Regions from separate parts of the Homo sapiens genome. Here region 1 is linked to region 2. A link is a contact called in ENCODE Hi-C or POLR2A ChIA-PET data. All regions are on one chromosome and are shown on one strand. The core of a region is the stretch at or near the end of the contact, and the rest is flanking DNA. Distances in the headings are between cores, read along the strand shown. Region 1 has its middle 21 kb from the start of LINC00702. Region 2 overlaps LINC02669 (long intergenic non-protein coding RNA 2669).

The links. Hi-C counts contacts between places; a loop is a spot of excess contacts on that map. ChIA-PET counts read pairs that join two places held with the same protein, here RNA polymerase II (POLR2A).
Region 1: a map of ovary shows a loop between it and region 2 (3-fold over the local background). The contact joins two enhancer-like sites. A Hi-C loop is called at or near these places in 2 of 168 maps with a recorded cell type or tissue (ovary and sigmoid colon). POLR2A ChIA-PET finds 5 or more read pairs at or near these places in 1 of 52 experiments (activated CD4-positive, alpha-beta T cell).

Annotation. Positions count from the first base shown.
Region 1 is chr10:4,262,288-4,268,448 of GRCh38, reverse strand. No RefSeq gene overlaps it. Among named protein-coding and RNA genes, the nearest start is that of LINC00702, 21 kb to the right of the region's middle. Within about 2 kb of position 4,753, at least 4 of the 41 ENCODE cell types and tissues checked have a DNase peak (open chromatin) inside an H3K27ac peak, as active enhancers do.
Region 2 is chr10:3,465,348-3,471,778 of GRCh38, reverse strand. The region is part of intron 3 of LINC02669 (long intergenic non-protein coding RNA 2669); the gene reads left to right. All of the region lies in intron 1 of LOC105376360 (a long non-coding RNA gene), which reads right to left. All of the region lies in intron 1 of LOC124902538 (a long non-coding RNA gene), which reads right to left. Among named protein-coding and RNA genes, the nearest start is that of LINC02669, 34 kb to the left of the region's middle. RefSeq lists an enhancer at 3,272-4,471. Within about 2 kb of position 1,983, at least 28 of the 41 ENCODE cell types and tissues checked have a DNase peak (open chromatin) inside an H3K27ac peak, as active enhancers do.

The DNA of each region.
Region 1 (6,161 bases), core at 3,504-6,003, 790 kb before region 2:
CACGTGGCGTGGTCGGGGTAGAGCGGCAGATTTTATCAGGCTCCGGGTCTAGGTACAGCTGTGATGGGCATTGTGTTACTGTCCGTTTGAAAACTCAATTTACCATCTTAACCTCAGCCTTGAGGTAAGAAGCATGTTATGTTTCTTAGCATCTACTTATTGAGTACAAGTAACAATGTGTCTTCCCTGAGCTGGGTTTGCCTTTGGAGTTGCTCTGAAGTTTCAAATACAATAAGTCACGCCAGATCTTCCCACGGCTTAAAAACGCTTTAAACGTCACTTAGGATTCCTGAAGTCTTGCACATACCTCTTGATCATTTCAATAAAGTGGAATCAAATTTATCTGTCTAATCGAATGAAGACTTTTCCATAGGAAGTCCTAGTAAAACACTGAGTCTTTTGATCCTGAATACTCAGCCTCCATTGTATTTTCTCAGTGTCTCATTGTGTCACTTTATTTTGTTTTAGTAAGCTTATTTTTTCTTTGTTTTTCTTATTTTGTTTAAATTTTCACCATCAGACATTTGTCTGAAATCCAAGCTGATTAAGATAGCAACTTTCCCCAAAAGTTAAATTTCACTGGGACCTTCATATTTATTGCCCTCATAGATAATACCACTTCTTAGCAAAGACTCATAAACCATTTCTCACAGTACTGAAAACCTTTTCTGTTTTTTGAATTTTTACTCTTTAGAGCAAGGATCTTCCAGTTTCATATTTTTCTTACATTCCTGAAACAGCGAAATGGAACAGCTACCACTTTTTATTTGAGTAGCACAGAGAACAGAATACATGTAACTCATCATCACAGGGGCTACCATCATAAATACAGTTTGTAAAAGGAGACAGGATCCTTGGAAATGTTTCCAGCAGGTGGAGCACATCATGGCTCCAATCCATGTGCGGCTCCCCTTTATTGCTTACTAAGGATGCATATTTCATATCCTTTAAAAAAATAATAAAATCACACACATGACAGCAAGATTTAATAAGAGAGTCTCAAGCCAAAGAGTAACACCTAGTGCCAATCTGGATATTTTCTGGGGCATAGGATTGAGAAATTTCAGGAGACCTCTGAAAAAATACACATACAAATCCCCAAAATAAAAGCTCCAGAACACCTGGTGCTCCTCCCTGGGCCTCTGCGCCTGGCCATGCCTAGGACACAGGAGAAGGTGTGGGAGAAGTGCAACGCTCAAAGTCCACTCGTAATCCCTGCAAGACGCCCACGCATATTCCAGGAAGATGAGAAGGTATTCATTTTAATGCAGCATTCATAGTTTAACTAAATACATGACAGAACCCACGAATCAAAAAAAAAAAAAACAGCAAAACCCCATTTGTTTAAAACTGGGCAACAATTCCAGAAACTAATCAGTAAGCTCTTTCTACTCAACACACAAATTTGTCATCAACCTAATCATCGTCCTCAGCACACAATTACTAAGTTCCCACATCTGCAGGATGCTGTGCCAAACACTCTTGAAAACAAGTTACTCTGTCCCCGCAGGACTTGAGTCTTGAATACAGATGCATAAAGCAGGGCATTTGGATTGCACAATGTGAACACACACACACAAGCATGTCCATTCACACACACTCACATGTGAACATATACACACACACACACATGCATACCCACTTACACACCCTCGTGTGTGTGCATATATGCAGACACATGCATGCACACATACATGTGCATGCACACACTTGTGCACACACACACAATCTAATTATTAAATATATATATTGCAACCAACTGGGACACCCTCAGCTCTACTAAACAAAGAGGAACTTTATTGTATGCCATTGTATTGCATAATGTTTATGAATTAAAAGCAAAAGCCTTAGTGTGCTTGGCAGAGAACATAGATGCATACATCCTGTTTTCCTTCTTAGAGGAACAAATTGTATCTTAACTGCTTCACAGAAAATCATTACGTGTAGTACTCTCACATAGAATCTTTTAGTTATGCAATAAATACTTGTTGAATATAAATGATTACTTTCTAATCTATCTGTATTGTGAGAATGATTTTTTCCTCTATTTCTATATTAGCTGTTATTAAGAAGATTCATGCCTAAGTTCTTCTTTGCTGTCAATCTCTAAAACCCAATAGTCTGGTACTCCCTCAGATGAATCTATAACTTATTAAAAAGATCCTATGAGAATAACACAAATTCTATTATTTGTTGCCATTTTCTAGTCTACCACTGGGATATGATGGAAACACAGGTGTTAAGTGCCACCTCAAAAGCAATCATCTATGTACATAGACCGACTCCCTTTTACTCTGTTGGCTGCTAAGGGAAAGTACCTGATGTGCCATAATTAACATTCAACTGATGCCGCTGGAATTCACAGAATTTTAGTGTTTCTTGTTCCCCCTCAGCTTGTTACAGCCTCAGAGCATTCACCCACCGTGTCTCTGCCTGAAACACACTTCCTGAAGGTGCTTGCATGGACTGCTTCCTTGCTTTATTTAAATCTTTGCTTAAAAGCTTATTGCCACCACCACCAAGCTTCCCCACCAAGTCCAGTCTCTCTCACTTTTGCCAACCCATCAACCTTCCGAGTGTTCATTTATTGTTTCTCTCAGCCAACTAGAATATCAAACAGGAAGGCAAAATATGTCTGCGTTTGGTCACTTCTGTGCTCCCAATGTCTAGACCAGGGCCTAGCACATACAAAGTGCTAAATAAAGATTTCTTGAATTAATAAATCATTGAGTTAAATGTCTCACAGGATATATATTTTTTTAAAAAATTAAATGTGACATCCATTCTTCTGCATCCTCTGTGTTTGTTTTTTGAGACAGGGTTGTGCCTTGTCACCCAGGCTGGAGTACGGTGGTATGATCACAGCTCATTGCAGCCTTGACATTTCAGGCTCAAGTAATCATCTTGCCTCAACCTCCAGAGTAGCTGGGACTACAGGAGCTCATCACCACATCCACCTAATTTCTTTTTTTTTTTTTTTTTTTTTTGAGACAAAGTTTCATTCTTGTCGCCCAGGCTGGAGTGCAATGGCGTGATCTCAGCTCACCGCAACCTCCGCCTCCCGGGTTCAAGCCATTCTCCTGCTTCAGCCTCCTGAGTAGCTGGGATTACAGGCATGCACCACCACACCTGGCTAATTTTGTATTTTTTAGTAGAGACGGGGTTTCTCCATGTTGGTCAGGCTAGTCTCAAACTCCCGACCTCAGGGGATCCACCTGCCTCGGCCTCCCAAAGTGCTGGGATTACACACCTAATTTCTTATATATGTAGAGTTGGGGTCTAACTTTGCTGCCCAAACTGGTCTTGAATTCTTGGGCTCAAGCGATCTTCCTGGCTTGGCCTCCCAAAGTGCTGGGATTACAGGCATGAACCACCTTGCCTGGTCCATTCTTCTGCATATTCTATCACACACATTTGCCAAATGGTGAAAGGTCATAAGGAACTTGTTCCATTCACTTCTGCTTTCTGCATCCCCTACTCCCAGAAAAGCTAGGAAGCAGACATTCCGGTGCCTGATCTCCAGGGAAATGTCCTCACCAGGCTCCACTCCCTGGGCAACCACCTGAGCTCCTCAGGGTTTATCGAGGGTGCTTGTGCTTTTACCAGCTCCACCTGGGGAAGTAAATCTCGCTGAGCTAGAAAAGGACCACACTCTTCATAATGCATGCTCCTTTCCTAATGGTCATGCCCAGGCGCCCTGAGAAAGCTTTTAGGCATCTCAAAAATTGGCCATCAGGCACTACCACTGTTCGCTCTTCACAGGTACATGCCCTCATAAATTCCTGCAGCCACCAGCCCTGCTGGCCCCAGGAGCCAGGGCAACAAGGATAGGCCGAGAAGCTGAGGGTCAGCAGAGACAATGACGCAGCTTATGGAAATGGGGATGTAAGAATTTGGTGAAGAGAGGCAGGATCTTCCTCTTCGAGAGCAAGGTTCTCATGTCCCCAGCATCCAGCAGCACCTGCCTTCTCTGCGTGCCATCATGGCAGCCAAGGTGTGGCAGTGAAGGGTGCAAATGAAGCTGCTGTTTCCATAGAGAGTGTGACTTACTGGAGGAAACCAATATTCACATAAACAAAGGATGCATAATTACAGATAGTAATAAGTCTCATCAAGGGAATAAACAGAGAAAATATAAAACATGCAGCCCAGGCTGGAGGCAGTGCCCCCAATCCCAGGGACCCCATGCTTGGGATCCTGGGGGGCCCTGGACTTGAAACGAATACTAGGTCCCTGAATGGGCTGTCTTTGTCAGAAGGGGGTTGGAGGTGGCTTTGGAGCTGCCATTTGTCTTGCCTCAGACTTCCCAGAGGTACATGCTGAGATGAAGATTTACCTGTAAGCGATCGATTAAAGAACTGCTTCCAGAAGAAGCCAATCTGGCAATGTAAGGGTCAAGAGAGGGAAGCAGGAGATGCCAGGCGGGGACAGCTTCTCAGGGGGTCTCAGCCTCAGCCTGTGTGCTCAGATGCTTGGTGATGATGCTACCTCTGCAGTTTGCTGTGGAGGGAAGGGAGCTGGGCTTCACACACCCACCCGGCAGTCACCTCCCTTGTGGGAGGCCTACAAGCCCCAGGAAGATGCCCTGAACCAGGATGCAACTCCCTAGAAGCTGGGCAGAGCCCACAGAGCTGGTTAAGGGGTCTGTGGGAGGTTAGGCAGAGCCCCAGCAGTGCTAGAAGGAGCCAGCTTACAGAGACCAGCCCCAGGGAGTGGCCATCTCAGGCTGAAGAAACGGAAGGAGCCTGTGTCCTAAGGCTGGCAGGAAGCCAGTGAGGTCTAGGGTGGGAGCTTAGAGAGCTGGGGTGGGTTGGGGGCAGTCATGGCGTAGGAGCTAGGAGAGGCAGGCTGTAGCCGGGAGTTTAGATTTGGTTCTAAGTGTGATGCCAGCCCTTTCGAAGGTCTAAAATATTTGTATTTTATTTTTAAATCACTTTGGCTGCTACAGGAAAGATAGTTTGCAAGAGGGCAAAGGTGAATGTTGGGAAATAACAAACATACACACAGGATTTAAAATAGCTCAAACCTTTTATTTTCATATGCACCTGGATGTAATTAGGAGTCAAGATGTGACAATATATGATAATTTAGGTACCTTAAATGTCCATATAGCTATCTTCCGTCTGTATAGCTATTATTTATCATCTATCATCTATCTACCAATCTACACACCCTCACACACACAAATACACACATTGTTTTATTCTGATAGTTATCTATGGCATTCCACTTTAAACCAAACTAAATTTACATTTCAAATTAAAGGAGACAAATAAGAACATCTTTGTTTCTCAAATGCTAGCCATCTCAGACATACTGTGTCATAGAATACATAGATAACCTTTTATAAACATTTTGATTTAATATCTCTTGCAATTCAAATGGCCCAGAGATTATGTAATGAGACTCATAAACAGCAAATGACTTACTTTCTAAAAATTCTAGAAAATAGCTCACTAAAGCTCCATCGAAGATTAAGCTAAATTACATTATTAAAACAAGCTGATTTCCATTACAGCTTAATGTTTGGAAATAAAGAAATATATAACTACACATTATCTGTGTTCTCTAAAAAGAAAATAAATGTGTGTGTGTGTGTGTGTGTGTGTGTTTGTATTTTTCTATGGAAATATGGAAATCTTTGGGTTAACTGCTGCTCCTTCTTGCCTGCCATATCCCAGATCATTTTGACAGGAGCCCCTGTCTCTCTTGATGTCTGCTGCCACCCGTTATATGAGAAAGGTCAGAAGATATTCCCATGACACATACTCTCTGATAGTCATCTGTGACGAGCTGGACATCACTACTGCCGGTCATCTGTGATGGGCCGGACATCACTACTGCTTTGTGACATATACCCATTACAAATACTGTGTCACATCAAGTATTCAAACCTAAGGAGTATTTAATTGCTTTTATTAGTACCAAATTATATGCAAACATTATTTTTAACATGGCTGAACATTATACCTTTCTCCTACTATTTATCTTCTATACTTTTTTTAACAGGTTTCTGTCTTAGAGTTAATGTTCTTATTCTCCATTTAAAATATGTGTATCTATTTTAAAGCCAGAGACATTTGTACTAGTCTGCTTTCTTAAAGATTACAGTACAGATTGATATTCTTATGGGATTGAAATAACGGCCAGGCATGGTGGCT
Region 2 (6,431 bases), core at 734-3,233:
GGCAGGGAGCCAAGCCACTAAAATACTTCTGAATTTAAAAAAAAAAGTGATAAAGAAAGTAATCAAAAAAGTTTTGATTAACAAAGAGAGACTTTGTTGAAAATCCATTTGAAGAGGGGGAAGTCGCAGCATGGGATGTCCGATGTAGCATGAATAACAGAGAGAATAGAGGAGGAAGTGCTGGGAGAAATCTGGACCTTTCCCAAGAAACGGCTTCTATAGAGGGGGCCCTGCTTCTCTCTGTCGGTGGCCTCTCAGGACAGCGTCAGTGTGTTTTGAACTCAGTGTTAAGAGACAAGATTGTCAAAAAGGCATGTGTCAATTATTCTGTGGTTTTTGACTACACACACATACACACACACACTCCAAAAATATTTTATGGTGTTTCTTAGTAAACAATAAATAAAAATTTCCCTTTTTTTTTTTTTTTTTGAGACAGAGCCTGTTACCCAGGTTAGAGTGAGGTGATGTGATCTCGGCTCACTGCAACCTCCGCCTCCCGGGTTCAAGTGATTCTCCTGCTTCAGATTCCCGAGTAGCTTGGATTACAGGTGCTCGCCACCCTGCCCAGCTAATTTTTGTATTTTTAGTACAGACGGGGTTTCACCATGTTGGCCAGGCAGGTCTCGAACTCCTGACCTCGAGTGATCCACCCACCTTGGCCTCCCAAAGTGCTGGGATTACAGGAGGGAGCCACCACACCTAGCCAAAAATTCCCTTTTGAAACTCAGTGCATGGTTTGTATCAGGAAAAAAAAAAAAAAGTAATAGTAGGTTCCACTCCCTGCTGCTATTGAGATGCTGAAGTCTTGTTCTGGGTCTGAGGACGGAAGCCTCTCTCTCTCTCTCTCTCTCTCTCTCTCTCTCTCTCTCTCTCTCTCTCTCTCTCTCTCTCTCTCCCTCTCCCTCTCTCTCTCTCTCTCTCTCTCTCTCTCCCCACAACATCAGTGACTACCCAAATCCACAAAATGGTGTAGTGTTTGCATATAACTGATGCACATCCTCCTGTTTCCTTTAAATCATCTCCCCACATGTGGTTGGGACCCTCTCCCGCGTATGGGGATGGCTGCTGTTGCTTTCCAACACCACCTGGCAATACTCACCTGGTTCTCTCTCCCCGGATAAAGCTCAGTGACGGGTAGCACACCTGGCCTCCATCCATTTCTCAGGAAGATGATATGGTTAAGTCCGTGCGATACTTTCCTATGGATGCTGGAGTTTTAGTGTTCTTGATTTTGAAGCTAAAAGCAGTCACCCTTAGAAGGGATTGTTCTCGGTTTTTGTTGACATAACAGCAAATAGGAAAACACAGGTACCTATTAACACGGGGCCAGTGACACACAGCCCGCTGCCCATATACTGGAGTCCCACATCAGTGGATTCAACCAACCGCAGATGGAACAAACTATACAAAATAACACGGCCCGGCACGGTGACTCAAGTCTGTAATCCCAGCACTTTGGAATGCAAAGGCAGGTGGATCACTTGAGGTCAGGAGTTCGACACCAGCCTGGTCAACATGGTAAAACCCTGTCTCTACTAAAAGTACAAAAATTAGCCCGGCATGGTTGTGCATGCCTGTAGTCCCAGCTACTTGGGAGGCTGAGGCACAAGAATGGCCTGAACACAGGAGGCGGAAGCTGTAGTGCGCTGAGATGGCACCACTGCACTCCAGCCTGGGTGACAGAGTAAGACTCCATCTCAAAAAAAAAAAAAAAACAATAACAATAATACAAACAAAAAATACAGTACAACGACTATTTCAATGGCATTTATCTTGTATTAGATATAAGGTATGTAGAGATGATTTAAAGCAAACAGGAGGATGTGCATCAGTTATATGCAAACACTACACCATTTTGTGGATTTGGGTAGTCACTGATGTTGTGGGGAGGGTGTGCTGGAGCCAGTTCCCCAGGGATACCGAGGATGACTGTATTCAAGCTGAAACTTGGCCCACAGTTGGGAAAACATCCAGTTTTCAAGGTGGTACCTTCAGCTGTTTCACAGGAAAGATCAACTTGGCCTTTTTCTTTGGGAGCCAGACACAAAGCAGTGTCTTCCTTCAGGTTCACTGCTACAGAAAACCTGCACGTCTTTTCCCTCAATAATTGAGGTGTTGGTGTTCCTTCTCCTTCTCTGCCCACATTTTGCTCTGACTCAAATTCCTCAAATAAGAGTGAGATAGCACAGACTGGGAAAAATCCAACTCTCAGGAGAGTTCGAGGCCTGGCAGCGTCAATGGCGGGCATGTCCAAGCCTCTCCCTGTTGGAGCTGATTCTGTTCAAGACAGGGAGCAGCTGATGCTTTGGGGAACTGAAGTGGGGACCCCCCCACACACCATCTCTACTCCCACCCGCTCTCGGACCCGAGTGGGAACAGCTGTTTCAGCAAGACTGAAATATTAGACTTAGCTGCGGTTTAGTCCTGTCCTAGACTCTGCAGAACTTTTTTTGGCTCTTTGCAAGGGCGTAATGAGTCATGCATTTCACAAGCATTTTCTAAAACGGGGAAACGCCTCCCTATTTGAAATAAGATTCTCCTATGAAAAGAAACTGTGTCAAAAACACCAAAGGACTAATCCACGCACTGTGTAACTTTCATTCCCCCTGCTTGAGTCTCTGCTGAAGACCGGTTTTAACTGTTAGAGGCCTGAAACCCAATCCTGTTATAAATCAAGAAGCCAAATTCCCTTTGGGCTTACATCAGAGCAAACAAATCAGTGCCTCCTCTAATACTAAAGATTAGGTCACAGGCCAGAGGAAACCTAACCTGCTTTGTGGGTTTAGAGCTGCAAGAGCTGTACAAAAAGAAAGAAAGAAAGAAAGAAAGAGGAGAGAGAGAGAGAGAGAGGGAGAAAGAAAGAAAGAAAGAAAGAGAGAGAGAGAGAGAAAGAAAGAAAGAAAGAAAGAAAGAAAGAAAGAAAGAAAGAAAGAAAGAAAGAAAGAAAAAAAGCTCTTGGCCTAACCCTTAACCAAATGTGAAGTGCGTGTCATAGGTGGATGGAATGTCATTCTGCTCCTTGAAATCATCATTTTTAGCAACAGATTCATATCACAGTCACTTTTCCATGATGGCATCTCCACATTATTTTGACCCTTAATAACCATCCCAGGCACCAAAAGCAATCATCAGGTTCTATCACAAGCACTTTTCTGATACCTTAAAAATTTTCAGAGTCTGGGGCTGGTAATTTCTCTTTATGTCCCTGTAAACCCCAAATCAATCTCGACTTCCCTGCCCTTTCATCCAACTGATGCTGAGAACTTTCTCCCCAAAGAAAGAAAAGCCAGGCATTCAGAGTCAGATGTGGTGTGGACTGTTTCTGGTTAGATGACTCAGCCCATTTTTGTGGATTTCCCAAGATGCTTTCTGAAATTCTGTTGAAAAATATCTTGTGTGATCTGGTAACAAATTAAACAAAAGACAAACCACCAAATGCTTGCCTGTTTGAAAAGGCCAACCACAAAATACTCCGATTCACGGTGACCTATCGTGGGGGAGAAGCAGCTCTGGATCATCAGATAAATTCTAACTTCCACAAACCCCGGCTCCCTGGACTCCTTTCTGAGGCTTCATGAAAGATAGAGGGGGGTTTCACATAACTGCATTTCAAATAACTCTAAGGCTCATGACACCAAGATACTTTTTAAGGTTTTAGAAAACTTGCCCTCCTCTGCTGACCATGCCAAGATGCACTGGTGGCTTTGGTTTGCCTTATTTTGCCATCTTCAGTTTTAAAAGTATTGAGAGACAGAGGATGCTTGTTTGTTTTCATTTTGTTTTAATTCCAGAAGCTAAGTAATCACTTAATATATATTTTCTTTGACAATTAACAAAAGTGATTCATACTTTTTGTGGAAGTCTATTTTCTTTCCAGCAGCACACGCCCACATTTCTTTGGTGACTTACAGAGCAGAACAATAAGCACCGAATCTGTTTTTCACCAACCAGGATTCCTCGCCAGGCTTTTCCCAGCATACTCACGCAGATGGAATTTCTGGCTCACGCTTCGTCCTTTTGCTGTTGTTGTTGTGTTTGTTGAGGTTGTTGTTAGGTGTTTTCCTCTGAACTGAAAAAGGGATATATCTATGCTCTCCCTGATCTCTCGGGAAGCTGACAAAACAAAGAAGCGTACGTGCCCAGCACACACAGCCCCGCCCAACCCTGTGGTGTAGTTTGTCCTGCCCAAACACATGAACCACAAAGTGCGCTCATTCACAAACACACAACTTCCTTTCCTGAACAACAGCGCCTCCCGCTCCCGCTGGAAAGGGTGTCCCCAGCTGTCTGGGAGATGTCCTGCCCCGCCGCACGGGGGTGGAATTTGCAGTTTTGCAGAGGAGTCACCAAGACGAGGCAATTTGCTTGCTCTTGGTAAAGTTGTTTTGTTGTTGTTGCCGTTGATTCTATTTCTCTTTCTGGAACTGAAATGTTGGCCTTTGGAGAATTCCTGCGCTATAAGGAGTACACAGACTTGGGAAAACTTAGCACACCAAGAGAAGGAGTGGCACTATGTGTTTTGCCAAAACCCATCTGAAATTTCCTGTTTTCCACGTTTGGGATGTAACGTTAACTTTTAGGGTCAGAGTTGCTCTCTCCCGGGGAAGTTGCAACTTTTTATTCCTGACTTCTTCAAGGGCTTGTGAAAGATCTCCAATGTGCTTCTACAAAAGATACAAATGCCTTTTTAAGAAAACCCTCTGTGAGCTGCACTCATTGGATCTGAAACCAGATGCATTCAATTTGCCTTTAAGTCTTCACCAGCTCATCCTCAAGGTAAACAAAGAAAACTCAAGCAAGTGTACAAAGAATTTTATTTTGCCCTTGAAGATAGTAAAACAACTTCAGACATTGAATAGTCTGTGAACAATCAAAAAAGTTACACTAACATCTAATATTTAAAATGGCTTCAGTCAGTAAGAACCTAAATGTCATAATTTTCATTCTATATAGACTTTATTAATGACTGTTAGAGTATACAATGTGTGTGTATATTTATATACATACACTGAATGTTAGAATATATAATGTGTGTGTGTGTATATATATATATATACACTGAATGTTAGAATATATAATATACACACACATTATATATTCTAACATTCATTAATAAAGTCTATATCTATTAATGGCATTATATATATTAAAGACCTAATATATAATGATACTTTTATTGCCAAAAGGGAAAACTGCAAAAAAATAGATATTTTTACATTTTTAAGAACAAAGTCGAGGTCAGGCACGGTGGCTCACGCCTGTAGCTGGTGGCTCACGGCCTCCAGCACTTTGGGAGGCCGAGGCAGGCAGATCATGACGTCAGGAGATCGAGACCATCCTGGCTAACACGGTGAAACCCCGTCTTTACTAAAAATACAAAAAATTAGCTAAGCATGGTGGTGGGCGCCTGTAGTCCCAGCTACTCGGAAGGCTGAGGCAGGAGAATGGCATAAACACGGGAGGTGGAGCTTGCAGTGAGCTGAGATCAGGCCACTGCATTCCAGCCTGGGCAACGGAGCGAGACTCCGTCTCACAAAAAAAAAAAAAAAAAAAAAAAAAAAAAAAAAAGAACAAACTCTAATGGTTCCGAAAAGATGAAAAACTCTATATTGTTAGTTGTTTCTGAATAGAGAAGTACAAATACAAGCAATGAGATAAGATTAGATTCTGTAGAAACTTCCTGAGAAGCCAGTCTCCAATCTATAATCTCCTTATTCTTTCCTTCAAATCTTAAACCAACTGAATACAGATTTTAGCTGAAATATAGCCATATACATAACACCATTTACTCTAAAAATTTCCTCCATGAAACTTAAAGTTGAAAATAGAAACACTGCCCACGTTCCCTGAAAAATCACCCTATAATTATTCCGGAAAATGCTCAGATGGGTCCTACGTGGTGTAAAGCAGAGGAAAGCTCTGACCACTTGGTGACCTGGCTGCCTCCGGCATGTGCCACGTGCATGAAAACAGGAGGGAGGCACGCACTCTGTGATGGTGCCATGGCTGGGGCCTGAGCCGCCCCGTTCCTATCCTGTCACCCCCATCTCCCGCGCAGGCTTCTAGCTGTGAGCAGTGGTTCTAGGCACCCCTGTTTATATTCACTCATGTTCCTGCAGGTGAGCTTTCATTCCTGAAGTTTGTGTAATGCTGAAGTTACAGTTTTACAAGCAACGTTGAAAACGGCTTCCTGCTGTAACTTTCAGGAAGAGGAAGAGCTGTGTTAAGCCAAACTCTGGAGGCCAGTGACTGCATGTTTGCTTCCACAGGAGGCTGGTCCGAACTGCAGCTTGTCCTCACAGCCAGGAGAATGTTTGTCCAGAGATCACTTTAAAAAATGCTCATCAGGTTGACAGTTATAAGACCATAATATGAGGACTTCACCCTGCTGATGAGGGAGACTCAGAGAATGAGAAAAGTACAGCTTT